Linked DNA regions of Homo sapiens: region 2 is linked to region 1. A link is a loop called in an ENCODE intact Hi-C map of the cell type or tissue named here. Cell type or tissue: K562. All regions are shown on one strand. Links, peaks and the distances in the headings refer to the core of each region. The heading gives the core; the rest is flanking DNA.

The links. Peaks named below come from ENCODE experiments on the same cell type or tissue, not always from the same donor. Only the 100,000 strongest peaks of a DNase experiment are listed, where the experiment ranks them.
Region 2: it touches region 1 in a loop (4-fold over the local background); 6 of 110 quality-filtered maps call a loop at or near these places.

What each region holds. Positions count from the first base shown.
Region 1 is chr16:78,228,592-78,243,885 of GRCh38, reverse strand. All of the region lies in intron 5 of WWOX (WW domain containing oxidoreductase), which reads right to left. WWOX-AS1 (WWOX antisense RNA 1) reads left to right here and starts at 2,135. Exons shown (of 4, transcript NR_184272.1): 1 at 2,135-2,688; 2 at 5,698-5,798; 3 at 6,204-6,254; 4 at 8,889-9,224. RefSeq lists a silencer at 3,020-3,314. In K562, for the core only: a CTCF peak has its summit at 8,501 (motif pointing right); a DNase peak (open chromatin) is centred at 8,505; H3K27me3 peaks cover 641 bases.
Region 2 is chr16:77,669,679-77,684,972 of GRCh38, reverse strand. No RefSeq gene overlaps it. Among named protein-coding and RNA genes, the nearest start is that of NUDT7, 45 kb to the left of the region's middle. RefSeq lists an enhancer at 858-1,027. In K562, for the core only: a CTCF peak has its summit at 9,058 (motif pointing left); a DNase peak (open chromatin) is centred at 9,032; H3K27me3 peaks cover 369 bases.

The sequences.
Region 1 (15,294 bases), core at 4,438-12,437:
GAGCATTGAGTACACATGCACATAAAGAAGGGAACAATAGGCCAGGTGCGGTGGCTCACGCCTGTGATCTCAGCACCTTGGGAGGCCGAGGCAGGCAGATCACTCGAGGTCAGGAGTTCGTGACCAGCCTGGCCAACATGGAGAAACACTGCCTCTACGCAAAATACAAAACTTAGCCGGGCATGGTGGTGCACACCTGTAGTCCCAGCTACTCCGGAGGCTGAGGCACAAGAATCGCTTGAACCCAGGAGGTGGAGGTTGCAGTGAGCCAAGATGGTGCCACTGCATTCCAGCCTGGAAGACAGAGTGAGACTCTGTCTCAAAAAAAGAAGGAAACAATAGACACTGGGGCCTACTGGAGGGTAGAGGGTGGAAGGAGGGAGAGGACCGAAAAAGCACCTATTGGGTACCATGCTTCTGACCTGGGTGACAAAAGAATCTGTATACCAAACCCCCATGACATGTCATTTACCTATTTAACAGCCCTGCACGAGTACCCCAGAAACTAAAGTTTTTTAAAAAATGAAAATTAATAAAAATTAAAAGAAATCACAGATGTTTGCATATCACATCAGTTACTGCAGATATTTCAAAATATCATTTACACTCAACACTACTCAAAAGTATAGGTGTTAGTAGATACACTATTACCTCTTGTGATTTAATGTACTATAGAAGAAACGTGTATTACTATAGAACAATAAAAATGTTGATATTTGTATTTCAAAAACAAAACAAAGGAATAAGGGCTTCCAAACTTTAAAATGCAAGAGAGCATCATGGGATGACAGTGGAAGAATGGACCTGGGTGAGAGGAGGCTAGGATGGGGAGAGGGAAGGGAAGGCTCACATGTCTCTTTTTTTGTTTTTGGTTTTTTTTGAGACAGTCTCCCTCTGTTGCCCAGGCTGGAGTGCAGTGGTGCGATCTCAGTTCACTGCAACCTCCACCTCCCAGGTTCAAGCAATTCTCATGCCTCAGCCTCCCAAGTAGCTGGAATTACAGGCGCACACCACCATACCCAGCTAATTTTGTTATTTTTAGTAGAGATAGGGTTTCACCATGTTGGCCAGGCTGGTCTCGAACTCCTGACCTCAAGTGATCTGCCTGCCTCGGCCTCCCAAAGTGCTAGGATTACAGGCGTGAGCCACTGTGCCCGGCTGGCTTTCATATCTCTTATTCTTTCTGCTTCCGCTCTCTCCTGTCCCCTATTAGCCATGGGTTCCAGAGAGGAGAGAAGGCTCGGGAGAGCAGGGGACTCAGGAGGTCACCCTGCTACCCTCACCTTTTTAATAACCCTCCTCAAACCCTGGTTCCACGTCTCCCTCACTCAAGGATTTATGTCTCATTTTCAATGGAATGTTACATTTGGTCAGACCACGAAGAAAACTCCTCATTATAAACTAGGAAATGTGTGGAGAGAGAATTATTTACCCAAGGCAGTGCTCAATCAGTGTTGCCCGAATATTTATTTAGCCCACACACGGAGAAGTTGTGTTAATGTTTGCCAAAGAATGTAGCTTTATAAAGTAACTGGGTCAAAAAAGACAGCATATCATTTTACAAATAACTTTAAAATTGCTTAAGTTAAATAGCTGGGCTCTCTCAGGTTTGTCTTTTCAAAAACGCTGCAGAAACAATATCCAGAATTATGTCTAATAAAATACAGGTATTACAAAGTGGCTGTTTAGCCCATTAAAGAAAATGGAGAGTGAAATCTGAATTATTTCTACCCGAGGCAGAAGCAGACAAAGTTACCAAAATTATGTTAGGCCGACGTCGCAATTCTTCAAGTCTGCAGGGCGGCAAGGCTAACAGCTCCTGCACCAAGACTCTATTAGGAGAGCTGTATTTTTCAGTCAACAATGACAGGCATTCCATTTCTCAGCCTCAAATCTAGTGTAGCTATGGGGAATTCACCCAAAACATTTGCTTTTGCTTTATCAGTGGCATTTGTCTGCCTCAAAAGCCTTGTGAGGGAGAGGGCTACTACGTGACGCTGCCAGGCAATGCTGTTGGAGGCAGCTGATTTGATGGACAAGAAGGGGAGCAGTGACCACCTGGGTCACTCTGACTCCGCCCTCTCTGAGCCAAGTGAATCTGAGCAATGATGTCATAATAATCATCAATAGCAACAGTGGCTGCGCGTGAGGGGCGTGGTGGTTCACGCCTGTAATCCCAACACTTTGGGAAGCCGAGGTGGGCAGATCATTTGAGCTGAGGAGTTCAAGACCAGCCTGGACAACATGCTGAAACCCCATCTCTACTAAAACTACAAAGAATTAGCCAGGCATGGTAGCACATGCCTGTAGTCCCAGCCACTCAGGAGCCTAAGGCAGGAGAATTGCTTGAACTTCCCCAGCTTCAAGAGGAAGAGTCTGCAGTGAGCCGAGATGGCGCCACTGCACTCCAGCCTGGGTGACAAGAGTAAAACTCCCTCTCAAAACAAACAAACAAACCAAAAAAACAAATAGCAACAGCAACCACAATCATCATCACCATCAAGGCTGGAACAAGGATGAGGCAGGCAGGCTCTGATAGCAACAGGAGGAAGCAGACCAAGGAGGGAGAGAAAGGAAGGCAGAGAAGGGGAAAAAAAAACACAAATGATAATAATAGATGCTGACATTTACGGAGCACTTACTATGTGCTGGGAACCATGCTGACGGCACACCGAATCCACTGAACAGGTGGGTAAGTATCATGGGTCAATATCATTCTCATTTTAATGTTGACAGTCACAAGACTTTCATCTGTACAATGGGGGTACTGCTGGCTCCCAAGGCCAGTGTTGGTGGAATACAGTGAATAGAGGTGAGTACCGTGTGACAGGAGGCTGCATCAGTAAGCAGGGGCAGCCAGCCAGGTGAGGAACATGCCCACTGAGATGGAGGTCAGGACGTTGAGAGATCCCCAAATTGCAAGTTGTCATCCTGAGACAAGCGATACCTTGCTGGACACTAATTCATTCTTGGAGTCTCTCCCTCTCAGCCCTTTGGCTTCATGTTCTGGAGAGAATGACCAGAGAGACCCATTTACTCAACGCTTCTCAATGAGACAGGGATCTTCTAAAGGGCACTGTCTTATATAGATCCTTGCACCTGCAATACCTGCCTGGCCCAGCCTGGCCCTCGCAGGTTCTTGTGAAATATTTGCTTATGAGTAAGCAAATGCATAACACGAGACGGCTGCTCTGGAATGACAGTTGCGAACACAGGAGGCTGCTGAGACTTCCAGAGACTGTAGATAAAGAACAAAGACCCTGTGAAGTTCCTCCGGGAAACCAGATGTGGCAGTGTGCTAGGGCTGCCCTAGCGTATCAGCACAAGCTCAACAGAAACTGACTCTCACAGTTCAGGAGACCAGAAGTCTGAAACCAAGGTGTTGGCAGGGGTGACTCCTTGTGGAAACCGTGCCAGGTTTCTCTCCTCGTTTCTGGGGGCTGCCCATGACCGTGGCATCTCTTGGCTTGTAGACGCATCACTCCAATCTCTGCCTCTGACTTCACAGAGCCTTCTCCTCTGTGTCCTCTCCTCCTTTTTCTGTTTTGTCTTTTGGTGTTATTTTTTTTTTAAGAGATGGGGTCTTGCTATATTGCCCAGGCTGGCAATGAACTCCTGGGCTCAAGTGATGCCCCCTCCGCAGCCTCCCGAGTAGCTGGGATTGCAGGCACACCCACCACTGTGCCCCCTGCTTTCCTCTTCTCATGAGGATAACCGTCATTGGATTTAGGGCCCACTCTAAAGCCTGAATGATTTAACCTTGAGATTCTTAGCTAATTACATCTGCAAAGACCCTGTTTCCATATAACGTTACATCTGTGATTCTGTGTGGGTGTGGATTTTGGGGAGACGCTATTCCACCCACTACCCTTACACTGCAACTCACACCCACACTGACAGCTTCCCTTGCCTGTGTCTGTCCAACTGGCTTAGAACCGGAGCATGGCATCGTCACCATGGACTTTGAGAATGTATAAAGACAGGTGCCTGGTCCCATTCCCTGTGAGTCTTGAGGAAAAAAGAAAAGTGAGCTTCAAAAACTAGAAGAGCCAGCCTGGTGTGGTGGCTCACATCTATAATCCCGGCATTTTGGGAGGTTGAGACTGGCGGATCACCTGAGGTCAGGAGTTCGAGACCAGCCTGGCCAACAAGTGAAACCCTATCTCTACTAAAAAATACAAAAACTAGCCAGACGTGGTGGCATGTGACTGTAGACCCACCTACTCAGGAGACTGAGACAGGAGAATTGCTTGAACCCAGGAGGCGGAGGTTGCAGTGAGCCAAGATCGCGCTGCTGCACTCCAGCCTGTATGACAAAGCGAGACCCTGTCTCAAAAAAAGAAAAAAAGCTAGAAGAACCAAATCACTAATGCCTAAGCAAGAACAGAGGGGATAGAGGGGCCTGGGAAGCAAGGCCTGTAAGATCCCTTGACAATAACACACCAGTCCCATGAGCAGGAACACAAAACATTATCCCTGGACCCAGTTCTCCATCAGGGTCTCAGCATGAATGAGGCTCTTCCTTCCTCACGGGGATGGGAGGACCACCCTGCTTTCTTTGCCCTTCCCAGGAGGAAGGGAACAGCACCTTCCCCATCTCTGCCAGCATCTGTCCATCAAGAGCTGGTCAACAGCTTAGACTCAGGGGATGCCACAGTCCACATTACAGTGTCACTGGGCCAGGGCTGGGAGAAGCCGTGGGAGAAATGCAGAATGGGGAGGCTGAGGCAAAGTCAGGATGAACCAAAATGTGGGTGAGCACCAGACACAGTGGCCACCTGAGGAGGAAACACACAACAGCTGAGAATCCACGGGGGATGCGTGGCCAGGTTAGAGCATCCTGGAATCAGGCAGGTACGAGGAGTCCACGAAGTGGAGAGGTGATGCAAATCTGCAGGCCTTGGGGACAAGAGCACATCAAACCCTTGGGGGCCGATGCCTTCAGTATTCCTAATTCCTCCATGTTAGAAAGGTATTTTGGGCCAGGTACTGTAATCCCAGCACTTTGGGAGGCCAAGGTGGGCAGATCACCTGAGGTCCGGAGTTCGAGACCAGCCTGACCAAAATGGAGAAGCCCCATCTCTACTAAAAATACAAAATTAGCCGGGTGTGGTGGCACATGTCTGTAATCCCAGCTACTCGGGAGGCTGCGGCAGGAGAATCGCTTGAACCTGGGAGGTAGAGATCATGGCGAGCCAAGATCACACCACTGCACTCCAGCCTGGGCAACAAGAGCGAAACTCCATCTCAACAACAACAAAAAAAGTAATTTAGCACATATACTGCATATTACAAAATACCTTTGCGGGGTTTGGGGCAACATCCTATAACAATGACATTTCTATTTCTTCAGTGAAAATATGATTATTCAGCCTGGCCAACATGGTAGAGAAACCGCATCTCTACAAAGACACAAAAATTGGCTGGGTATGGTGGCACATGCCTGGAGTCCCAGCTACTTGGGAGGCTACAGCAGGAAGATCGCCTGAGCCCGGGAGGTCGAGGCTTCTCTGAGCTGTGAACACACTACTGCACTCCAGCCTGGGTGATGAAGTGAGACCTTGCCTCAAAAAAACAAACAAAACAAAATGAACATTCACACTAGAAAGGAGAAACAGGGACGCTAAAGCTGAAGTCAAATTTCACCACCAAATAAATTTGCTATAAATATACAATAAATTTGTTTTTGCTTTTCAGATCTCTTTGGGTTTTGGAATAACAAAAAAGGGACTGTACATGGATATTTCCAAGCTGGAACCGAGGCACTTTCTAGACGAAGGCAGCCTTATCCCCAGGAGGTAAGGTGTGGAAGTGAGTTGAGGGTTGAGGCCAGCAAGACTCAGACCACAGCCTCCTGCTCCAAACAGCCACATCACTTAATCTATTTTGTAAACCAGGCTTCCCTCAAGGGATCTGGTTTAATGAGAGAATTTGGGAGCTACAAAAAAGACTGAAAATTGTTGTTGGACATCAGATGCTGGCAAACTTTTTTTGTAAAGGGCTAAATAGTAAACAACTTAGGCTTTGTGAGCCAAGAGGCAAAACCGAGGCTATTACAGAGGTATTTACATAACAGGAGAGAAAAACAAATTTCTGCAAATTTTTTATTGATGAAATTCAAAACTTTATGACACTGAAATCAGAATTCCATATCATTTTCCTCCTTCAAGAAATAATATTCTCCTCTTTATTCTTTTTTGCAGATGATTGAAAATGTAAGAACTATTCTGAGCCTGCAGGCCATAGCCAAAGAGGTACCGGCTGTATTTTGTCCATGGGCAGGAGCTTGTGACTGCTGGTCTAGGTCATTCCAGGTCAACCAGGGGCCTCTCCCAGAGTGAGAACCACTGGTGATTCCCCAGAGTGGGACCAAGTGAAAGCACTTGGCTGGATCAGAGGGATAGGAGCCTGGCTGCTCCTAAAACAAGACACTACTTGCCTTTGATGTTCAAGTCATTTAAGAACGCAATTGCTTCCTACTCAATTTTTCAAAACCAAAATAACAAATACGATATGAGCCATAACTTAGCAAAATTACGTGTTTTAAACAGTCTCTTTCAAAAAACAATAGATTAAAAAGTGCAATATTTTTACCCCCTCTTAAATTGGAATCATGGTATAGCAGGCAGGATACAAACTTCTCATTTCCATTACACATTTTCAGTGCCATCATTAATCTGAATGACATCAACAAAATGCCCAATGCACATAAATCAGTCAGACTTTGAATCATTCCTGCAGCCTCTGAACATTTACCATGGAGCTCAATAAGCCAGGCAAGAACACAGATTTTTTTTTTTTTTTTTTTTTTTGAGACGGAGTCTCACTCTGTCACCCAGGCTGGAGTGCAATGGCGTGATCTCGGCTCACTGCAACCTCCGCCTCCTGGGTTCAAGTGATTCTCCTGCCTCAGCCTCCTGAGTAGCTGGGATTACAGGCATGCACCACCACACCGGCTAACTTTTGTATTTTTAGTAGAGATAGGGTTTCACCATATTGATCAAGGTGGTCTTCAACTCCTGACCTCGTGATCCTCCCATCTCGGCCTCCCAAAGTGCTGGGATTACAGGTGTGAGCCACCGGGCCCAGCCGTAGGAACACAGATATTATCATCATGGGACAAGTCATCCATTCCCAGATTCCATGACCCTCTCTGGTGTCCACTGTGGATTTCAGCACATGTTTAACTATGAAACTCTAGTCACGCTTTTTGATATACAGGTTCATGGTTACTAGTGTCTTATCCTGCTTGAGCCAAGAATATGCACTAACACATTAGACAAACCTTGAATTAAAATGGGCAACCCACCATCCAAATGGGGAAAGATGATTACAGACAAGTTCGTACGAGTAAACTACTTGAAGGCAATTCCTGTGCTTAAAATGGCCACGTGAAAGGTGTCCCTGACATGGAAAGGACAAACCATGAAATGACCCTTGAAGCTCTTAATGTGTCTGTCAAAAAAGCAAAGCCAACTGTCAAACTGAAAAGCCAAAATCATCACAAAAACACCTATTCTTCAGAGGCCTCAAATCTCAAACTATCTCCCACCATCCTTTGTAAGTATGTATAAGGAGGCCAGGAAACTAGCATTTGCTGAGACTTTATTCTCAGCTTTGTATGCTTTGCATAAATGATGTCATAGAACACATTGACAGTGAGAAAACTAACGTATTAACATTTTAATTACCTTGCCCTATCACGAGATTAGAAAGATTCAGATATGAGACATCCAAAGTCTGTGATCTGAACACCAGAGTCAGAGGCTGGCAACCTATGGCCCACGGGCTGAATCTGGCCCACTGCCTGTTCCTATAAATAAAGTTTTATTGGAACACATCCGTCCATTTATATATTATCTGTGGCTGCTTTCCTGCTGTAACAGGAGAGTTGAGAAGTTGCAACAGAGACCATAAAGCCCACAAAGCTAAAAATATTGACTATCCAGCCCTTTAGAGAAAAAGGCCATGCCCAGGCTCCTGTGGGTACCTGCTATGCTACAGCCCCTCTGCTGGGGGAAACCAGCCCACTCACAGGTTCCCAGTGAGGCAGGATCTCTGGGCAGTTCCTTAGTAATTGGTGGCTCTGTGACTTCCTTCCCCCAATCACCTTGACCATCTAGTCTGGACAATATGAGCGCCCATGACGTGAGGACAGCCTTGTAAACAGGGTGGCCTGGCTGGAAAGCCTTGTCCAAAAGGCACAACAGTGACTACACTGAACCCATCCCATGCATCCTTTTGAGAGTTAGAAGGAGGCAATTGCAAGCCGGCTGCAAAAGACAAAAGACACCAGAGACTTAGAAACCAGTGAAGCCACGCTGAAGATGCAGACAGAGAGCTAGAGACAAGGTCAGGGGCCTCTGTTGCACTCCAGACCCGGTCCGGAGGCTTTTCCATGCTTAGGGGCAAGGATTGTCAGGGTTCTGCTGTCCCTTTCTTTAACCTCCTTTATGATTCCCCAAGAGCATCCTGAGTGCACCTCCACTCCCTGCCACCAGGGGTCAGATGAGCCGGCCTGGCAGGCTTGTTTCCCTCCACCAGACAACAGCAAGGACCAAGATTGGCAAAGTGACACATCCTCTCCAAAAGAAGAACATGCAGAACAAATCAAAGAACACAAACCACGACTGACAAACACAGCCACACTCGATTTTAAAGTACTGAGCTGTTTGAAGAAAGGAAGCATGGCAAGGCCCCTTCCTACTAATAACAGTAACAACAATAATACTAAATATTTTATAATAATTTTAAATTCTTAATTATTTATGATATTTCCCTCCATTAACATCACGAACATCATTACGTGTGTGTGTGTATTTTTCTCATTTTAAAACCAGCAGATGAGAGTAAAGGATTTCTTTTTCCTCTCCCCCACCTCTTTACAGGACCTACTGTTAAGTTTTCAAGACCACCCAGAAAGAAATTTGAAGTTGGGTTTATATCCTTAATCCCTCAGTTAGAAAAAAAAGAAAAGTGAAGAAACTGCATCTCCAAGATCCTGCTATATCAACTTCAGTTTTTTGAAGTTAAATTTGATTTTTAAATCCCTTGGCTGATGAGACCTGTGTGGGTTTTTTTTTGTTGTTTTTTTGTTTTGTTTTGTTTTGTTTTATCATTGTACCTCTATTTTAAAAATAGAGACTTGTGGTTCTTTTTCCAAAAGCAGTCCAACAGAAAGTGAATGGTGGTCAATGCATAATAAAATGAGAGTTACCTTTTGACTTGGAAGAATTATTAGCATTTTGATTTGATGGGTTCTTAGCTCTTCAAATTCAAAAATACCTTATTCAAGTCTAGGAGTTTTCCAAATACTTCGGTTCTAAAGATTACCCTTTTTCGATGCTTTGAAAACTAAAAGGGCATATCAGAATAGAAATCTGGCTGTTGAATAACTTGTAAGCTCTGCAGAGACGTACAAAAACATGGCCACTTTAGCCAGCGGTATGGCGAAAGTCTGGGGCCCACACTACACACACACATATGAACTTCTCATGACCCTCAAGTATATTCATATGATATATCACAAATACCATAAAGCAGCATTGTAATAACAGGGAGGAATTGATTTTAAAAGGCCTACATCAAAATGAATAGTCATAAAAGTATAATAACCTAGACTGGAAAATTTAGGGATTAGAGCATTTTGAACATTATACCTCAAATTTATAAAGGCTGTATATTAACATTCACAAAGGTTTTTAAAGATGGAATAGCTATGTACACAGTGAATTTATTCTAAAATCCAGACTCAAAAAAAAAAAAGAATATGAACTCCTCCCCACCGTGTTCTGGACTAAAATCAATAAGTTCCCTTTAGGTAATTAAAATGCTGGTCCCACGACCTGCCATCCTATTCCCAGGCTTAGAATGTTAGGAACACTGTTTCTGCTTTGAGAATGGAAGAGAGCAGGTTACCCTGATGCCTCTGGGGCCAAACACAGGGGATACATTTTCCCAGTAGAAGAAATCAGCCCTGATCCTCAAGAAGAAGAACATATTGGCATATTTTAGTGAGACTGAGGCATACTGCATCTTGGGGTAAAAACTGAATCATCAGGCCAGGCACGGTGGCTCACGCCTGTAATCCTAGCACTTTGGGAGGCCAAGACAGGCGGATCACCAGGTCAGGAGATCTAGACCATCCTGGCTAACACGGTGAAACCCCATCCCTACTAAAACTACAAAAAAATTAGCCAGGTGTAGTGGCAGGCGCCTGTAGTCCCAGCTACTCGGGAGGCTGAGGCAGAAGAATGGCATGAACCCGGGAGGCGGAGCTTGCAATGAGCCGAGATCGCGATAGTGCACTCCAGCCTGGGCAAAAGAGCAAGACTCCATCTCAAAAAAAAAAAAAAAAAAAATTTAATCATCAAAGGAAAATGTTTCAAATTCTAGGGTAAGCTGACATGGTACACATATACAGCGAAATACACCCAGGGAGGCTGAAAGTCCAATAGGCCACCACAGCACGTTAAAAATGTCCTGTTTTACCTATAGTCAACAATAATAATAAATTATATATTTAAAAATTTGTTAAAAGGGTAGGTCTCATGTTAAGTGTTTTTACCACAATAAAATATTTGTTTAATGTCCTCTACGTGGCTATTATGATTGGAAAAGGCATACCTTGAACAGAGATGAATAAATCTGCATATCTGTGAAATGTCAGTTCAGCATGTTGATCGTCAGTAATCTTTTCAGAACATTTCAGATATATGAAAATAGCACCAATGTCTGAGTTTGAACCTGAACTGGTTTCAGCTAAAGTGATCATCTTCAGCCAAAATAATGGGTATTTCTTTCTTGGCCTTCCTTCTACAGACTTCTAAAAGACAGTGGAAGCACTGAATATCCTTTTAGAAACAAACAATTACAAATTAGCTGGGCATGGTGGCGCACGCCTGTAGTCCCAGCAACTTGGGAGGCTGAGGCAGGAGAATTGCTTGAACCCAGGAGGCAGAGATTGCAGTTAGCCGAAATAGCACCACTGCACTCCAGCCCGGTGACAGAGCGAGACTCCATCTTAAAAAAAAAGAAAAGAAAAGAAAGAAAAAGAAAAACAGCTACAGATATTCATTCCTTTTTAATTTCTTGATAAATAATAGACCAGTAAGAATCACATAAGAAGCAGTCTACATTTTTCAAAGAGTTTTTACAGATCCCATTTGATCTTCAAAAGGGCCTCCATTAGGAAAAACTAAATTCAAGTTTAAAACTATCCATTTTATTTCTCCCATAAAAATATATTCAGCCCCTGGAGATAATCTCCAAATTCCTCAGATTTTAAAAGTTAATTTTTCTTATCTTGACCCAAAATCTGTAGAAACAAGGATTTTTCACCAACAGTGAGCTCCCTTTTCATAAAATCCTTATCTACCAAGATTTACCTCTGCAAACCTCTACAGTCCCTGGTTGTGAGCCCCTGATGGAAGAAGCTAGCATAAAGAAGTTCACAACTACTGGGGAGGGAACGACCTGACAAGTTGCAAGCAAGAAAGGAGTGAAAAACTGAGTTAATTGTACAAGAATTTGTGTATTTATAAATGCAGGATAAATAAGATCACGTAGAAACTCTCTTTAGACTTCCATCCTTACTGCTGTAATTGAACGAACAGACGAATGTGTTTGACCGCAATTGCCCTAATACTATTTTTCCCATAAATACCTGAAATTCTTCAATTGTAAGTTTTCCTACTCTGGCAATTTTAAGGAAAGTGATTCTTGAGGCTGTGGGTGAAATACCACATTCATTTTTTTAAAAAAAATAAGGTATACTTACTTGTACTTTCTACCATTTTATATATATTCTCTGTTTAAATTGTGTAGCCCCTAATAGACTGCAAAGACAATGATAAAAAGGAACTTGCCTTATTCACAGGTACATCCTTGGAACTTAGTAAAGGGCTTAACCTCCATAGCAGGCAGTCAAGACTTACTGAATGATTAAATAAAAACACTGAATTCCATATTGTGCAGGAAAAAAAAAATCAAGATTAGACCTCAGAAAAAATTGACATGTCTAGTAGAACTTACTATCTGGGCAAACTTGAAGAGAAGTGCAATGGGAAGGCCTCCTCAAAAAAGACATTGAAATCAAGATGGGACCCGTTCCTACCCTGGATTTCTCTGAATCAGCTACTCCTTAAGTTCGTATTTTGTTCCACTCAGCCAATGGCAATTCCAGGAGAGAGGCAATTGATAATAATTATGTTTTCTGCCTTCTCTTGGGTTATGAATTTATCATGATGCAAAAGTCGAGCTACTCCGATGCCACGTTAACAATGAAAAACACCATAAAGACAAAAAGAAACTGAATTTAAGCATTTGGATTCTGCAGAGGAGTTTATTGAACAGATTAACTAAGGAAAGGCAAAGCTACACAATTATGGAAAACAGGTAGCAACACTCAGGCTGACTATTTTCGATGGCCACCTGAGAGCGGATTTCCAATGCCCTCATTTCTGTAGGTACATTATCCTGTGTTTTATTGTTAGTCACAGCTGCAAGTTGATTAATTTGCATTCAGAAATTCTAAGTGGCAAATGTGCAATGCATAGTAATATACATTTTTTTATGGACACTGTGAAAATGCCGAAGCCACATCTCATAAGTAACTCTTGCTCAACCAGTGAGTAAAATCCATAAAAGAGTTTGCAAAAGGCTTTGAAAGAGTTTGGTTTGAAAGGAAAACTGCAAGAGCAAATCCCTCTCCTCCACCCCAGCCCTTAAAAAACAAAACTAAACTAAGTCTGAAGCAAAACCAAACAAAGAGAACAGTTGGGTGATGTCAAGCTGCCAGAATCATAAATGTTGTCAGTTCACGTCCCAGTCTTCCTGCTCTCTTGGCATTGCCAATAAAATCCAGAAACACCAGGGATGACTCAGTACCACAGTCAGTGCGTAAATAAGGGATAAAGATACCTGTTAAATCCATTGCCTCAAAGCAATCATGGGAGTTTCTTAAGAATACTGAACCTCCTCTCCGTTTTCTGCACTAAAGAGATAAGGAGTGGCATGGAGAATCTAAATGTGTGGAAAATATATACCATTGGTGTGAGAACACATATTGTGATAGGTGTTCCCCTCCATCAGCCCCCTAGTCTATACTCCTAGCTGCTTTATCTTCCAGATCATGCCTCCCCTGCTCAAAGTGAATTTGCCTTCCCTTTCACACTGACCTTAGAAGTGGATCTGAGACCATGCTTCCTAGCAGGAGAAAACAACTTTTCCATTTGAAAACCTTTGCGAATTACCCACAACTCTGACAACAGGTGCTCAGCAGTTGATAGTATTCTTTTTGGAAAGTTTTATCAACCACTTAAGTTAACTTGAAGACGCCTAACAGCAGGATATGGTCAAGCAAACATGTTCATCAATTAATTCAAATGCAATTTTAGTTTACTTTTATATGATTTCCCATGCTTAAAACTACTAATTGCTTTCCCAGGCTGGCTGCATGAACATGGCCCAATCAAAGGATGCAACAGTCAAATGCTTGTGTACATCATGTTACCTGTCCATTTCCATCAGAGACATCATGGACACAGCTGAAATACTAGGCCTGGCCTTTTGTAAGTTCATTAGAGCATCACAAACATAACTGCAGCTATTCTCACTGTTTGTGACTCTGTGATTCAAATGTTTTCACAAACCTTCCCTGGCACTGCGTATTAGATGGATTGAAAGATGCTGAAACGTAAGGCCGGGCACGGGCACGGTAGCTCACGCCTGTAATCCCAACACTTTGGGAGGCCGAGGTGGGAGGATTGCTAGAGCCCAGGAGATCGAGACCAGCCTAGGCAACATGGTAAAACCCCATCTCCACAAAAAATATAAAAATTAGCTGGGTGTGGTGGCATGCACCTGTAGTCCCAGCTACTAGGGAGGCTGTTGCAGAAGGATCGCTTGAGCCCCAGAGGTCGAGGCTGCAGTGAGCCATGGTCATGCCACTGCACTCCAGCCTGGGTGACAGAGTGAGATCCTGTTTAGAAAAAAAAAGAAAGAAAGATGTTGAACTATACACAAGAAATGAAAAGAAATAGCTGAGATATGGCTCTTGGGGAGAAAGAACAAAGCATCAACTAATAGAATTCAGAAAGAAAAGGAGGTACTCATCAAGGCACTCTGCTAAGGTTTGACTAATGGGATTCCACATGGTCTGCATGTTTATGGCTTAAATGAGCTACCAACACTGAAACTGTCCACTTAATTAGCCCCCAAAACAAGAAGTACAGACTGTGAGTCTGAGACCTACAGAGACTCCAAAAACAGAAACTACCATCGCCTCAAGCTAATCACTCTAAGTCCTAGAAATACATCTGAGGTTGCAAACAGTCCATTTCATTCATTATTTTATATATATATATATATCTCTATATAGATATAGATAAATATATATACAGATATACATATAGAGAGAGATAAAACAGAAAAAATCTAAATGTCTAAAGGACCAGATATAAGTTAATCATAAAACGATGACAACAAAAACAAAGGCTTCTTGAGTTAAAAAGAATGGAAAATATTTAACTAGAGTTAAAAAGAAAAGCAATTTGATCAAGAGTCAGGAATTGTAGGTTCTAGTCCTGGCTCTTTTTATTCTTTTTATTTATTCCTGTTTTTTTTTTCATTTCTTGTATATACTTCAAAAAGGCAAAATATTTATAAAGTCCTTCTGAGTATGAACACTATGATTCGTAACCTCATCTTTGCAATGGAAAATTCACTAGTATATTAAATTCAACCAATGGGAGAGGTTAGGTAGATGTATGATCACATGCTGGAAGAAGCTACAGAGAGGGTTATACAAACGGGACATGCTGGTATTATGAGGTCAAATAACAAGTATCTTAGCACAAACCAGCCCTGGCATAATTCAGGATAACAAACAACACAAGGTGCAAAAATAGAAGTAAGTACACATCAAGTGGACATGGAGCTTCCTGTTAGATTTGACCTTCCGCATAATCACCACAAAGGATTTAAAACAATTAAGTTGAAGTTTACGGACACTTGGCACAAAAAGCCACGAGAGCCTCACCCAGGTAGAGTATTTCCACACCTCCAGGAAGGAGAGAGTGGTAAATGAAGGGTCTTCCAGCAGACTCTGAAATGAAGAAGGATGAAACTTCAATGACATATCTGTCAACTAATGATGTTCACCAGAAAGTTTCAATTTTAAAAGTTCTACAAGGTGAATTTTTAAGTCATCTGAAATGTTTCAGTGAAGAGAATATGATTCCTAGGCCAGATACAGTGGCTCACACCTGTAATCCCAGCACTTTGGGAGGCCAA
Region 2 (15,294 bases), core at 4,165-12,164, 560 kb after region 1:
ATTGTGAGAAAGAGTTAATATGCTTCCTCAGAGAAAGATAGAGTATTTTTCACTAGTATTCAATTGATCAGTGATCCATTTGTTTTATCTGATGGCTTTTCAGTTTATAATGAAAGTTAAGGACTTTCTTTCTACAAAGATGCACATATGCATGCAAACAATATTCTTCATGTACCTATGGAAGGAGTGGAGCTTGGTCAGAGACCTCAGAAGCCCATTCCTGCATTGAGAATCCTTGACCTAAAAAGGATCTTATAATTTATTAATACCTTCTTCCTAGATAGAATGCTCCTAAACAAATTTTTTATTTGTTTGATTTGCCTGCTTGGGTCATATGGTATAGAAGAATCTTTCTCCTTCTCCGAACCATCAAGGTTTTTAGTAGAGTTAAGGTTGTTGATACGACTTTGAAAAGCTTTTATACCGCTAGGCTATTGAAGGTAATTAGACTGATGCCTTGCCTTCTTCTTTGTTTGATTTTTCTCTTGGATGTTTCTTGATTTTGCTCCATTTATTAAAATCACACTCAACAGACCTACGAAAGCATCCGCTTGTAAGGAGAACTCATATTTAGCTTGAAATCAGCTAAGGAAAGTCTCCTCCAACCACACTGATTGCAGAATGCAACGCATAATTAAGTGTTTACTGAAAAAGCCAGCAAACAGGGCCTGGGGGAATATGTCAGAGCAGCTCTGGTCTCCATAGCAACATCCAATGAGCCTTCCAGAATAATGAATGTGTTCTCAGGATCACTGATGCAAAATGACAAAACGGCAGCTAAGAAGAACAGAAAATCAACTACATCATTATGTTCAGAGAATTAAATATTTAATATCTTCGCTTTCTCTCCAGCATTCAATAATCCACATTTATTTTTGGTTGTTTCTAAGTTGCTTAAATGGAGGGCAACTGACATCTGTTGAGTACACCCATAACTGCACGTCTCAATGCCAGTTACATAGCACTGTGGAACACATTTTAAGCAATTAGGAAAATGTAGTGTCAAAAATCACAACACAGTTTTTATTAGTCATGATGCTAGACTATCCTCTCCCACTGATGAGAATATATTCTGCTTGAAATGAAAAATTAAAAAAAAAACACTCCAAACCTCTTTGGGCAATTTTCTTTCCTCATTGAGAAGTGAGTTCTGAAATTGAGTGGTCTTGGAAGGAGGTGGGTGGGGTTGAGGAGCTGCCAGTTTTCTGAGGGTGTTAAGTGCTCAATGAATGTTTTCCTACATGGAATCTTGGAGCCACATCCCTGACTCGGACACTTGGGGCTAAGGAAGCCTCAGCAGCCACAGCCCAGACATCTTTCTCTCCACTTTTTGATTTTCTCATGAGGTAACTAGGCATCAGTGGGTCAGGGCTGTCTCCTATTATCAACAAGATAATTTACTTTGACTCAGTGACATCACCATCCATGACAGGCAATCAGACTATACATGTAAAAAACAAAAAACACTAGCTCAGTGGTCACCAGTCAGTGCTAACAGGAGGACCAATGCAAAAGAAACTATGCAAACTAAATAAAGACGGGGGTCTGAAGGAAAACTTACCTTTATTTTCCCATCTCTACGTTTGGGAGATTTTTGCTACAGGATACTTATTTACGATATATTGCTGAATAATTGGTTTAGCATAATGGCATATTTATGTGTGTGTAAGCATATTCATATATACATTGTAGAATAGTAATACTACTAGTAATCACAGTAATATTATTTATTGAACAACTATGACTTGTCATGCACTTTGCTGGACAGTTTCATGTTTATTGCATATGATTATCATAACGACCCAGCAATGCATTTTATCCCCATTTCCATATAAAGAAACTGAGATTCAGAAAAGCTAGATAACTTGCCCATGACTAGAAAAGGATAGGTGAGAATTCAAATAGAAATTTGCCTCCAAAAATGGTTTTATAGGAATGTGTATGTTTATATATGTACCTGGGGTGCACCTCATGGGCCATGGTTAGGTAGTTTCATGAAGCTGGATGAGGAATCATGCTAGTTAATGCAACACCAAGGATGTATTGCAGCCTAACAAGCCCATCATCTTCAAAGTGTGTGTAACACGTGGTGAACGCACTTGCACCGTGGCGGTTTCCTTTCTCCATCTGAGGATTCCACAGAGTGCTCCAGCGGAGTTTGTTGCTTCCTCTGAGAAACACTGAAGAGGAGGTGGGTAGCAGCCAGTCAAACCGCCGGAGACAAGCTGCAGCTCTTGATAATAAATGTGTGCAAGCCTGGCTGTGTGGAGTCGGGAGTATCGGCTGATGCGTGTTGTGCTGAAACCAGCCTCCATTAGGTGAGAATCACCCTGAATGGGAGTTCTGAAATTTAAAGTTTCTACTGGGATATGAATGAAATGGAGGAGAGTGTGTGTGCATTATTAATATAGTCCTCATCATTCATTACCTTTGGCTTTTAGGATCTTGTCTCTCACACAGCCTCTCAATAGATGACTATAATTTGGAGGTTGGATGACCTGAGACCGTTATGTAGACGAAAGCCAAAAATTTCTAGAACTGCGATATGCATCATTACTTTTCACAATTCCCTGTAGCAAAGAATATGGATTTATTTTTTTTTTTTTGGACAGGGTCTCACTCTCTCACCCAGGCTGGTGTTCAGTGGTGTGATCTTGGCTCACTATAGCTTTGAACACCTGGGCTCAAGCTACCCTCCTGCTTCGGCCTTTTGAGTAGCTGGGACTCCGGGTGTGCACAACCATGCCCAGCTAGTTTTTCAATTTTCTTTACAGACAGGGTCTCTCTGTGTTGCCCAGACTGGTCTCGAACTCCTGGGCTCAAGCAGTCCTTCCACCTCAGACTCCCGAAGTGCTGAGATTATAGGTGTGAGCCACCATAACGGCCAGAATATTACAGTTATGAGCAAGACACATCAACCTCTGTACTCATATTCATAAAAATTGTAGTAAGTATTCAATAATTGTTAGAATGATGATGTAATAAAATAATAACCAAGGACTTTTTATGGACTATCTCATTTAATCGTTATAGCGATGCTTTCAGGTGAAGAAACTGATGCTTAGCAAAATTTAGTAACGAGGTCAAGGCCACAAAGCTGATGAGAGATAGAACCAGCAGCATTTTTGTAGACCTGACAGCCAATTCTAGGTTCAGTTTCTAGTTATTTTTGTAGAAAATCAGAAGTTAACTAGACAGATATTCAAAGCTATCCTTATTTGTAACATATTTCAGTTAACGAGATTAAGACCATGATGCATTTAATAGATAGGGCTTATTCTGTGTTAATCAATGCATTCATTGGTCCATGCAATATGATTGAGTATACACAATGAGGCAAAGTCTATACTGAGTACTGAAGAGATAAAAATAAGTAAAGTATAGTTCCTTGAGAGAGGCTAGAAAATCTTATCATAAAAGGCATACACAGGGTATTAGGAAAACCAAGAAAAAGAATACTTCACTCAGGTTTAGAAGTGGGAGTGGAGTTCAAGGTAGTTGCACAGAGCCAGTAAGATAAGTCAGAAAGCTGTTGTAAATGTAAAGAGGAATGGGCCAGGGCATGGCTGGGAAATGTAGAAGGGTAGGGTAGGGTGACAATCTGAATATATAATTACTGGGTTACTTACTAAGAGACCTAGCAGTCGTTTCCCTTTCAACTTCTCCCCAACCATGGAGCAAGAACAAGGTTCGAAGCAGCTTAAAACCAGAAGGCTCTTTGGATTAAAGATAGTTGAAATTCCCAGCATTTTGGAGTTCCTAAAACAACTCAGGAAACTCATGCTCCTGCTAACATTCTGTTTTCTACAGCACCTTTGTCCCAGGGGTAATTACAGGGCATCTTTTTTTTTTCCTTCACACTATAGCTCCTTTTTCTTTCTTTCTTTTTTTTTTTTAAGAAAATCATTTGTCTTATTAAAAATGACCAGTATGAGAGGCCAGGTACGGTGGCTCACGTCTGTAATTCCAACACTTTGAAAGGCTGAGGTGGAAGGATTGCTTGAGCCCAGGAGTTTGAGACCAGCCTGGGCAACTTAGCAAGACCCTGTCTCTACAAAAAATTACCCACGCTCCTGCAAAATAAATAAATAAATAAATAAAGACCAGCCTGGGAATGTAAAATAGCGCAGCCACTTTGGAAAACAGTTTGGCAGTTTGTTAAAAAGTTACACATAAAACAAGTTCAGGCCTGGCACAAAGGCTCACATCTGTAATACCAACACTTTGGGAGGCTGAGGCATGAGTATTACTTGAGCTCAGGGGGTTGAGACAAGCCTGGGCAACATAGGGAAACCTTATCTCTTTAAACAAAACAAAACAAAACAAAAAAAGCTGGGTGAGGTGGCATGCACCTGTAGTCTCAGTTACTCTGGAGACTGAGGTGGGAGGATCGCTTGAGCCCTGGAAGGTGAGGCTGCAGTGAGTAGTGATCATGCTGCTGCACTCCAGCCTAGGCAACAAAGCGAGACACAGTCTCAAAAAAAATAAATAAATAAAATTCAAAGTATTAAAAATTAGACATAAATTTACTATATAATCCAGCAATTCTATTACAATGTATCTACACAAAGGAACGGAAAACACGTGTCCACATGAAGACTTGGACATGAATTATCATAGCAACATTATTTGTAATGGTTGAAAACTGGAAACAATCACAAATCCATTGAATGGTAAATGCTTAAACAAAATGAACTGCATCCATAAAAGGAATATTAATCAGGAATAAAAAAGGAACAAAGCCCTGTTACATGCTAGAATGTAGATGAATCTGAAAAACATATGCTGAGTGAAAGAAGCCAGATGCAAACACAGTTTCTATGGTGGCATTGACGTGAAATGTCGTGAAAAGCAGAACTTTAGCAACAGAGGATTAGGGGTTACTGGAGGTGGAAATGAGGCATATAACCTCAAACTGACACAAGGGACCTCCTTGGGCTAACGGAAATGTTCTAAAACTGGATTATGGCACTAGTTGCATAACTGAAAATTTACTGCAAAAATCATTGAATTGTACACTTAAAACAAATGAATTTTATGGTACTGTATATAAATTATATCTTTAAAAATATTTTTATAATGATCAATAGCCTTCTAAAATTTTCATTTAGGTTAGATGGCATATCTGAAATGTCATTTTAAACATTAACAACTATAGCAGTCATTTTGGCTCCACACTCTAAAAAACACAACTTTCAAAGCTGTTTTATTCTTTGGCTTAGGAAAGAAAAGAACACAAGACTTTAAGATGGCTCAGGGATTTAGTAAGTCATTGAAGCTGAAACTTTCCACCATGTTCATTGAAATTAAAAGATTATGATTTGCAGATGTTTTCCAGTGGGTCTGGACTGTTTGTCAGCATTTCAGATTCTGTAGAACTTTTTGGGCATGCAATGGAGCAATTAGTGCTGACAGCCCTTTTCTATAATTGTGCTATATCTAAGGCTAGCCCTGGAAATAAACGGTGTTGCTCAACTAACAGCTACGAATTAGCCAAGACAAGAGCATGTTACTTTCCTTTGGTTATGTATCAAATTAGCATTTCACAGGATCGCATGTCTTTTTTGAAGAGCCATGAAGCAGACATTATGGACGCATTTAAAGGAGTCTAATTTGCCTCGATTCTAGTTGTATGTATTAAGCCAACTTTTCTTGGATAAGGACTGAAAGGTATGTAGAGAAATTTAAGTCTAGGAGAGAGATTTATAAGATCAGCACAGATCATTCCCAAGAATCCAAGCAGGCATCGCATGACATTTCAGACTTAACCTTTCACCTCCTAGGAGAGCTGGGTCTTCTGCTCCAGGCTTCCACAGTGATTAAGAACAGTCACTAGTCTCAACCACGCCTATGTTTTGAGTTCTGATTCTACCACATGTTACAACCTTTTTTTGTTTGTTTGTTTGTTTTTTTGAGACCAAATCTCGCTTTGTCGTCCAGGCTGTAGTGCAGTGGTGTGATCTCGACTCACTGCAACCTCCGCCTCCCAGTTTTAAATGATTCTCCGGCCTCAGCCTCCTGAGTAGCTGGCATTACAGGTGTGTGCCACCACGCCCAGCTAATTTTTGTATTTTTAGTAGAGATGGGGTTTCACCATGTCGGCCAGGGGTGGTCTCGAACTCCTGGCCTCAAGTGATCCACCCACCTCCACCTCCCAAAGTATTGGGATTACAGGTGTGAGTCCCCGTGCCAGGCTTTTTTTTTTTTTTTTTTCCTGGGACAGGGTCTCACTCCTGTCTCCCAGGCTGGAGTGGCAGTGGCACAATCACAGCTCACCACAGCCTTGATGTCCTGGGCTCAGGTGATCGTCCCGCCTCAGCCTCCCAAGTAGCTGGGACTATAGGTGCATTGCTAATATTTTTTGTATTTTTAGTAGAGATGGGGTCTCTTTATCTTGCCCAGGCTGGCCTTGAACTCCTGGGTTCAGGCAATCCTTGCCCCTCGGCCTCCCAAAGTGCTGGAATCACAGGCATGAGCCACTGTGCCTGGTATCTCCTACTATCATTGCAACTTTTGGTGAATGATATGGTTTGGCTGTGTCCCCACCCAAATCTCATCTTGAACTGTAGTTCCCATAATCCCCACGTGTCGTGAGAGAGACCCAGTGGGAGGTAATTGAATCATAGGGGCACTTACCTCCATGCTGTTCTCATGATATTGAGTGAGTTCTCACAAGATCTGATGGTTTTATAAGTGGTTCTTCCCACCTTCTCACTCTGCACTTCTCCTTGCTGCTGCCACGTGAGGAAGGATGTGTTCGCATTCCCTTCCACCATGATTGTGGACTTCCTGAGGCCTCCCCAGCCATGCTGAACTGTGAGTCAATTAAGCCTCTTTCTTTATAAATTACCCCGTCTCGGGTATGTCTTTATTAGCAGTGTGAGAATAATCTAATACAGTGAGTACCTGACATTTTTTAATCCTCAGATTTTCTGTCAGAAAACATAAAAATTACGTCTGTTCCAGAGGGTTTTGTTTTGCTTCTGTTTGTTTGTTTTTGAGACAGAATTTCGTTCTTGTTGTCCAGGTTGGAGTGCGATGGCACCGTCTCAGCTCACTGCAACCTCCGGCTCCCGGGTTCAAGGGATTCTCTTGCCTCAGCCTCCCAAGTAGCTGGGATTACAGACGCCCACCGCCATGCCTGGCTACGTTTTTTGTATTTTTATAGTGACGGGGTTTCACCATGTTGGCCAGGCTTGTCTTGAACTCTAACCTCGGGTGATCTGCCCGCCTCAGCCTCCCAAAGTGCTGGGATTACAGGCGTGAGCCACCGCACCCGGCCCCACTGGGTTATCGTGAGGGATTATAAAAATAATTTATATGGAGAGCTTGGCCCAAATTAGGTATCACAAAACATAGGCTATTAGTAACGGTAGTTGTGGTGTCCTGTAGAATCTTCTATCAGAGATAGAAGCACTGTTTTGTAATTATAGTTTAGAAACATCTAGAATGTGTTCAGATGTGAACTATTTGAGGAAGGAAATATCTTCTTATGTTCTTGGCATGAAGCACCGTGCCTGTCACACTGTGTTCCTCTATAAATATTTTTCTACTCATTGAGCTGAATGGTGCCTCATTTTATAGATGAGAGAAGCAAGCTCAGAGATGGTGAATGGTTTCCCTAGGTTGCATAATCTGTGCTATGATGGAATCCAGTATTTCTGGTCCTTCGCCTGAGGCATTTAGCCCGGTTAGCAAAATAGAACGATTGGCTGGGAAAAAGCTGGGAAGTGGGGCAGATTCATAACACACTGGCCAGGCTGCAGATCAGGAGGGTGCTCATGTTTTTAGCTGGACCTCATGGTTGGTTGCCTGAACCACTGTCTCCCTAGCACCTTTCATACCCTGAACTCTACTTTTCACTGTGCCTACCCAGCAAAACCTTAACATTGTGTCAGTAGTGAATTTTCCTTCCCTATTCTTACTCCCAGGCTTCTGAACTTTATGGCAGAAACCCATGTGACTAGGCAGGATGCTACATTACAAATTTTTGGATTCCAGTGCTTAATGAAGTACCTGGGACATAGTAGGCACTTGGTATGTCTTTGAGAGAGTATGTGAATGAGTGAATGAATTAACATGTCTTAGTTCAAAGTCCTGTAGTTGTCTTTGGTCAGCTCCTCTCCCACCTCCAAAGTCATTGAAGGCAATATAAGAGCAGCTGTGAGCCCATTCTCTGGAGTTTAGACCCAGTGGCACCATTTCCTATCAGCATGCTCTTGGGCAATGCACTTCATCTCTTGTCTTTGTCCTCATCTAACAATAGGGATCTCTTTGTCCTCATCTAAAAATAGGGATAGTAAGAATATTGACTTCATTGGGTGAGTGAGAGGAATTCATGCATTAATTCACGTAAAGCACTTCGCACTTGCCTGGTACATCAACGAATATTGTCCTATTATTATTATTATTACTCCTATAACCAACACAACCTCTGACTCCCAAACTGGGGAGGAAGATTTTGCTCTTGACTTGAAGGAGAGATTTGGATCCCTTAGGTGTGAATGATCTCACATTCTAAATTCCTACTCCCAGATTTTAAACCAGGGAGACACGTGGTCCAATTTGTATTCTAGAAAGAGTACAACTTCAGGAGAGTTACTTCAGAATAAGCCAAAATGTAGAACTATAGAAATTTAGAGGAGAAATAAGATTTGAGGGTCATTTATTAAATAAGATTTGAGGGTCATTTATTAAATTTGAGGGTTATTTATCAAATACGCCAAAATGTAGAATTATAGAAATTTAGAGGAGAAATCAGATTTGAGGGCCGTTACTTTTAATGGCGAAAACTGCACTTACTTTTGCAACCTAATAGAAAACTTTCACCATCCATTTGGGAAAATTGCAATCCACAGTTGAAGTGACTACCAGACTGACTCCAGGTCTCGGGCATATTGAGTCCCAGCTCCAAGTATTTAATATTTCTCATGCTGTCATCTCTTAGCGCACAGGCAAAAATGTGTCCTGTGCTTTTTAACCTCCTCTGACGCTGGTGGGTCTGTGCCATCCTCTCGTTTAGGTCTAACGGGGAGAATGTGTTGTATAATCCTGCCCTCTGCTGGATAGTGTGCATATTGCAGCAAAGGGAAGTGCATGAGAAATCCGTCAATAAAGCCAGCCAGATGTCAAACTGAAAGATTCTCCCTGCAAGGAGAAATGGCAATCCTGGGGTTCCTTGGGGTGTGTGTGAGGGATTTCTTGGAATTCTGGTACCAGGATGGAAAGCGTAGTCTTTTATTAAAGGAGCGGGGGCCGAGCAGTGGGGGGTGATAATGTTTCTTTCAAGAGGAATATTGGAAGCGGCCACTCCTTTAGCCACCCGTGTAATTGTCATTCTTTTACTAAGTCTCAAACTCTTTCCGTATTACTAAGAGGTGTTTTGCAGGAGTCCTGGTCTATTCTACTTTGTAAGTCTGTGAACATTTAGAAATTGGTTTATCAAGTCCCAGAAGAGTGCATGCAATGAATCTACCCTGTGGACAAAAAAATTTGCCAAGCATAGTCAGTTTTATAAAAGATGATCAAGTTAAACCGGGACTGAATGTAGCTATGAGTATAACCATTATTATGTCAAGAGGGTGACAGCTTCACAACGAAGCCTGTAATTCTCCATCACAGCGTTTATCTTGCTTATTGAATTCCTTAGACTTTCTTACAAGGCTACAGACTGCATAAGGGCAGGGATCATATTCACCTTATTTTGCTGCTGTAGCCCCAGAATTTAGTAACAGTGTCATGTACACACGAGATCCTCAATGATTAGTTCTTGCCTGACCAACTGAAAATCCTGTTGACTGTCTCTAAAGTCGTGTTGATAGCTGATAGGTGAAAAGTTCCTTTGTGTTTTTGGATAAATATCTGCAGTGTGGGTCATCGTGTTGCAATTGTTTAGTCTTCGACTGTGACCACAACACAAGGAATCCATGGAACTAAAAGTACATATTTGAGCTTAACTTTCTGAGCATTGAGGCTACCAACTCCTTAAAGGGGCAACCATGTGAGTAACAAGGCTTAATTTGATTATTTACTAATACAAAATGTGTGCTTTTATTAACTAGGGTTAGAGTTTTGCATTTACTGGCAATGAGAATTTGGGCAAGCCATTTATTGACGCTAAGCTTCTGTTTCTGTATGTTTCTGCGTGGAGATACAAGTAGTATCTATTTCATAGTTTTGTTCTGAAAAATAAACGAGTTAATTTATTTAATTTACTTGGCTCCAAGGCTTATACGTGGAAAATGATCCGTAAATATTATCAGTAAAAGAAGCGGGAGGAAGATACAGGAAGGAGAAAGAAATAGCTATGGTTGTTTTTTCAGATACAATTGGTGATTTCATTGCCCTTGTTATATTACCTATTAGGCATAATGTTTGTTAAATCTCATTAATTCAAACTACCTTTTTTTTTTTTTTTTTTTTGAGACCAAGTCTCGCCCTGTTGCCCAGGCTGGAGTGCAGTGGTGCAAACTCAGCTCACTGCAACTTCCACCTCCCGGGTTCAAGCGATTCTCCTGCTTTAGCCTCCTGAGTAGCTGAGATTACAGGCACCACACCTGGCTAATATTTGTATTTTTAGTAGTAACAGGGTTTCACCATGTTGGTCAGGCCGGTCTTGAGTTCCTGACCTCATGATCCGCCTGCCTCGGCCTCCCAAAGTGCTGGGATTACAGGTGTGAGCCACCGCGCCCGGCCTCAAACTCTTTTTTTTTTTTTTTTGAGACAGCGTCTGGCTCTGTCGCCCAGGCTGGAGTGCAGTGGCGCGATCTCGGCTCACTGCAAGCTCCGCCTCCTGGGTTCACGCCATTCTCCTGCCTCAGCCTCTCAAGTAGCTGGGACTACAGGAGCCCGCCACCGCTCCCGGCTAATTTTTTGTATTTCTAGTAGAGACGGGGTTTCACTGTGTTAGCCAGGATGGTCTCGATCTCCTGACCTCATGATCCACCCGCCTCGGCCTCCCAAAGTGCTGGGATTACAGGCGTGAGCCACCACGCCCGGCCTCAAACTCCTTTTATATAGAGAAACCACATTTTAGGTTTTAAGTTGCTACATTATCTAGTTGGAGAAATTACTTAAAAATACAAAATTAGCTGAGTGTGATGGTGCGTGCCTGTAATCCTAGCTACTTGGGAGGCTGAGGCAAGAGAACCACTTGAACCCAGGAGGCTGAAGTCACAGTGAGCCGAGATGGAGCCACTGCATTCTAGACTGGGCGACAGAGACTCCATCTCAAAAACAAAACAAAACAAACAAACCAAAAGCAGTATTTCATTTTTTTTTCTTATTTCAAAAAGTAATCCATTCTCACCATGGGGAAATTTGAAAATATAGAAAAGCACCAAAGGAAAAAAAAATTACCATTAACCCCACCACTCAAAGTTAACTACTCTATAACCTTTATGGATTTTTACATTTTATACAACTCTTATTAAAATCATTCTGCCTTGTAACTTTTCTTACTTGTCATGACTCCTCTCCCACACTATCAGAAATCAAGTTTTAGAAGAATATTTAAAGACTGACAGTACCTGGTTGCATGGGTTCACCGTAACAGAGGTAACTAGAACCTTGTTGCAGGATGTGAGATGGTTCCAGGCTGTACTCTATGACAATCACATTGTGTGAAGCCACCTGATGACCTAAATCCTTGCACGGATTCTTTATACTTTTATTGGGGGTAGGTGTTTTGGCAGTGGAGTTACTGGGTAAAAAGATATCCATGAATATACTTTTCTCAATACCACACATGGTTTAATTATCGGAATCAGATCTCAAATATACACTGAACCTCAAAAATGGTGAGGGATAAAGAAAGATCTTCTGTCTAAACTCCAAATTCTAGCAGGGCGCGATGGCTCATGCCTATAATCCTAGCACTTTGGGAGGACGAGGTGGGAGGATCACCTGAGATCAGGAGTTCAAGACCAGCCTGGACAAAATGATGAAACCCCGTCTCTACTAAAAGTATAAAAATTAACCAGGCGTGGTGGTGCACACCTGTAATCCCGGCTACTTGAGAGGCTGAGGCAGGAGAATCGCTTGAACCCAGGAGGTGGGCGTTGCAGTGAGCCAATATCCTGTCACTGCACTCCAGCCTGGGCAACAGAGTGAGACTCTGTCTCAAAAAAATAAACAAAAATGGACTCCAAATTCTGGCCTTCTTTTTTTTTAAATTTTATTATTATTATATTTTAAGTTTTAGGGTACATGTGCAGGTTTGTGGGGTGGGGGGAGGGGGGAGGGATAGCATTAGGAGATATACCTAATGCTAAATGACGAGTTAATGGGTGCAGCACACCAACATGGCACATGTATACAAATTCTGGCCTTCTTTAACCTTGTTGACTCTCTTGGTGCATTTACCCAACTCCTCTGCCATCCATTTTCCACCCTTCTGAAGGGCAGTTCGCATTGCTCCTTGCTCCTTCCCTGGGAAGTAGTAGTGACTCTGGGCCATGGCCCTGGTAAGTGTTTAACAACTGACTCTCCAGAGAAGTGAGGGATGCCCTCATGTGTAGCATTTGCCTTCTGTATTAGTCAGGGTTCTCTAGAGGGACAGAACTAATGGCATATATGTATATATGAAAGGGAGTTTATTAAGGACTGTTGACTCACACGATCACAAGGTAAAGTCCTACCATAGGCCGTCTGCAAGTTGAGGAGCAGGGAAGCCAGTGGTGGATCAGTCTGAGTCCCAAAACCTCAAAAGTAGGGAAGCCCACAGTGCAGCCTTCAGTCTGTGGTCAAAAGCCCCAGGAGCTCCTGGCAAACCACTGGTGTAAGTCCAAGAGTCCAAAAGCTGAAGAATTTGGAGTCTGATGTTCGAGGGCAGGAAGCATCCAGCAGGGTAGAAAGATGAAGGCTGGAAGACTCGGCAAGTCTGCTGTTCCATCTTCTCCTGTCTGCTTTCTCTAGCCGTGCTGGCAGCTGTTTAGATGGTGCCCACCCAGATTGAGGGTAGGTCTGCCTCTCCCAGTCCACTGACTCTCCAATGTTAATCTCCTTTGGCAACACCTTCACATGGGTATTATATGCACAATGCTGTGAGATCAAGATAGTTATCGCCAGCTTCGTGATCACAGACACACCCAGGAACAATACTTTGCATCCTTTAATTCAATCAAGTTGACACTCAGTTATTGACCATCACACCTTCCACGGTGTAAATTCCCAGCATGGCCAATTTTAAGCCACCAACATGATATCCCTGAACATGGAGCTGGGAAGGGAAGTGCACAAGTGGCTCTGAAGAGCTGGAATGAGCCAGCTCTAGCATACCACTGTGGGTACCAATGAGTAGACAAAACAGCCACCTGTCCCCTCTTCCTTCCCTAAGGGAGCTATGAAGGCCAAGAGACATGTTGCTTTTCTCATTCCTCTTTACCTTAGGCTCCCGTCAAAGCCTTGAGAAGAACCAATTGTCATTCCAGGTGAAAAAAAAGCACCTCACTGTCCCTCTTTACCTCTCCCAAATATTTTCCATCTGGTTGTAGAGACATTATATTTCAAAAAGTTACACATGCTTCCTTTTCATAATTATTGGTAAATAGTTTAACATGCAAACATCTAATTGTGGGAATGATAACTGAAATCTGCTTATACTAACATGGAAATGACTACCATAAAATCACTTCCTGTTTAGATCGTGTTAAACATACTAGATGGGTTTCAGAAACATTCGTTTGCATTAACAACTTCATTTTACAAATTAAAAAAATCAAAACACAGACAGGTTCCTTAGTATGTCCAGTTGGATTTCAATTTTTTTGTGCAAATATTTGCAGAGCATCCCGGCATATATAAGGGTTCATATTGGATGCAGGGATGGATACAAAGCTGGACAATTTGAAGTGCCCCATATTGGGCATTTCCTAGTGTCAAGAAATGGGCTAGAAATTTTACATATCACCTATGTGGTTTAGTCTTCATGATGAGCCTGCATGGAAGGTTGTTTTCATCCCTGTTCCATAAAAAAGGAAACACTTTTGGGATCAAACCCAGCTCACTGACTCCTGGCTGCAGGTCTGTTTTCTGAGCCACTCAGTATTGGTCTGCTTAAGCTGCCATAATAAAATACTATAGTTTGGTATTGGGTTGCTTAAACAACAGAAATTAACTTTCTTGCATTCTGGAGGCTACAAGTCCCAAATGAAACTCCAGCATAGTTGGGTTCTGGTGAGGGCTCTCTTTTTGGCTTCTTGCTTTATCCTCACGTGGCTAGGGAGGTGGGGTTGGGGGAGAAAGAGAGAGTGTGCTGCCTAGCTCTGGCCTCTCTTCCTCCTCGTATAAGGACACCAATCCTATTGGATTAAGGCCCCACCCTTATGGCCTCATGTAACTTTTTTTTTTTTTTTTTTTGAGACAAGGTCTTGGTCTTTTGTCCACGCTAGAGTACAGTGGCTAAATCTTGGCTCATTGCAACCTTCTTCTTCTGGGCTCAAGCCATCCTCCCACCTCAGCCTCCCAAGTAGCTGGGACCACAGGTTGGTGCCACCATGCCCAGCTAATTTTTGTATTTTTTGTAGAGACGGGGTTTCACTATGTTACCCAGGCTGGTCTCAAGCCCTGAGCTCAAGCTGTCTGCCCACCTTGGCCTCCCAAAGTGCTGGGATTACAAGCGTGAGCCACTGCACCCGGGTGACCTCATTTAACCTTAATTACCTCCGAAAGATTCTGTCTCCAAATACAGTCACAGTGGGGGCTGGGGCTTCAACACAGGATTTTTGCTGGGACACGATTTGGTCTATAGCACATTCCAACATGCTTCTTTCCCTCCAACAGTTTCAAATATATGTATTTGGGTGCATATGTTTGAAAATGATCATTGGAACTCAGCTCTCTTTCCCCCAACTCTGTCATCCCATGTGGCTTACACCGTTAAGAAGAAAGATGGGCTTTAATCAAATGTTAAATGGCAAGCAATGGAAACAAAATACTGGTTTACACCCCAACCTAGATGATTCTCAAATGCATTATATGATGTAAAAGAAGTCAGACTCAAAAGACCACTAAGTGGATGATTCTGTTTATATGACATTCTAGAAAAGGTTAAACTATAGGGATAGAAAATGGATCAGTGGCTCGTGGATCTTTTGGGGGTAGGAATTGGGATGGAGAAAGGAGTCAAAGCAGTATGGGGGAATTTTGGTGGATGGTAGAACTGTTCCATATCTTGAGTGTGATGATGGTTATACAACTGAATGTGCTTGTCAACTTGCAGAACTATGCCATAAAACGTATTTTCTGTTTACTGTATGTAAGTTTTACTCAGAGTGGCTGGGATTGCTGTCGTTC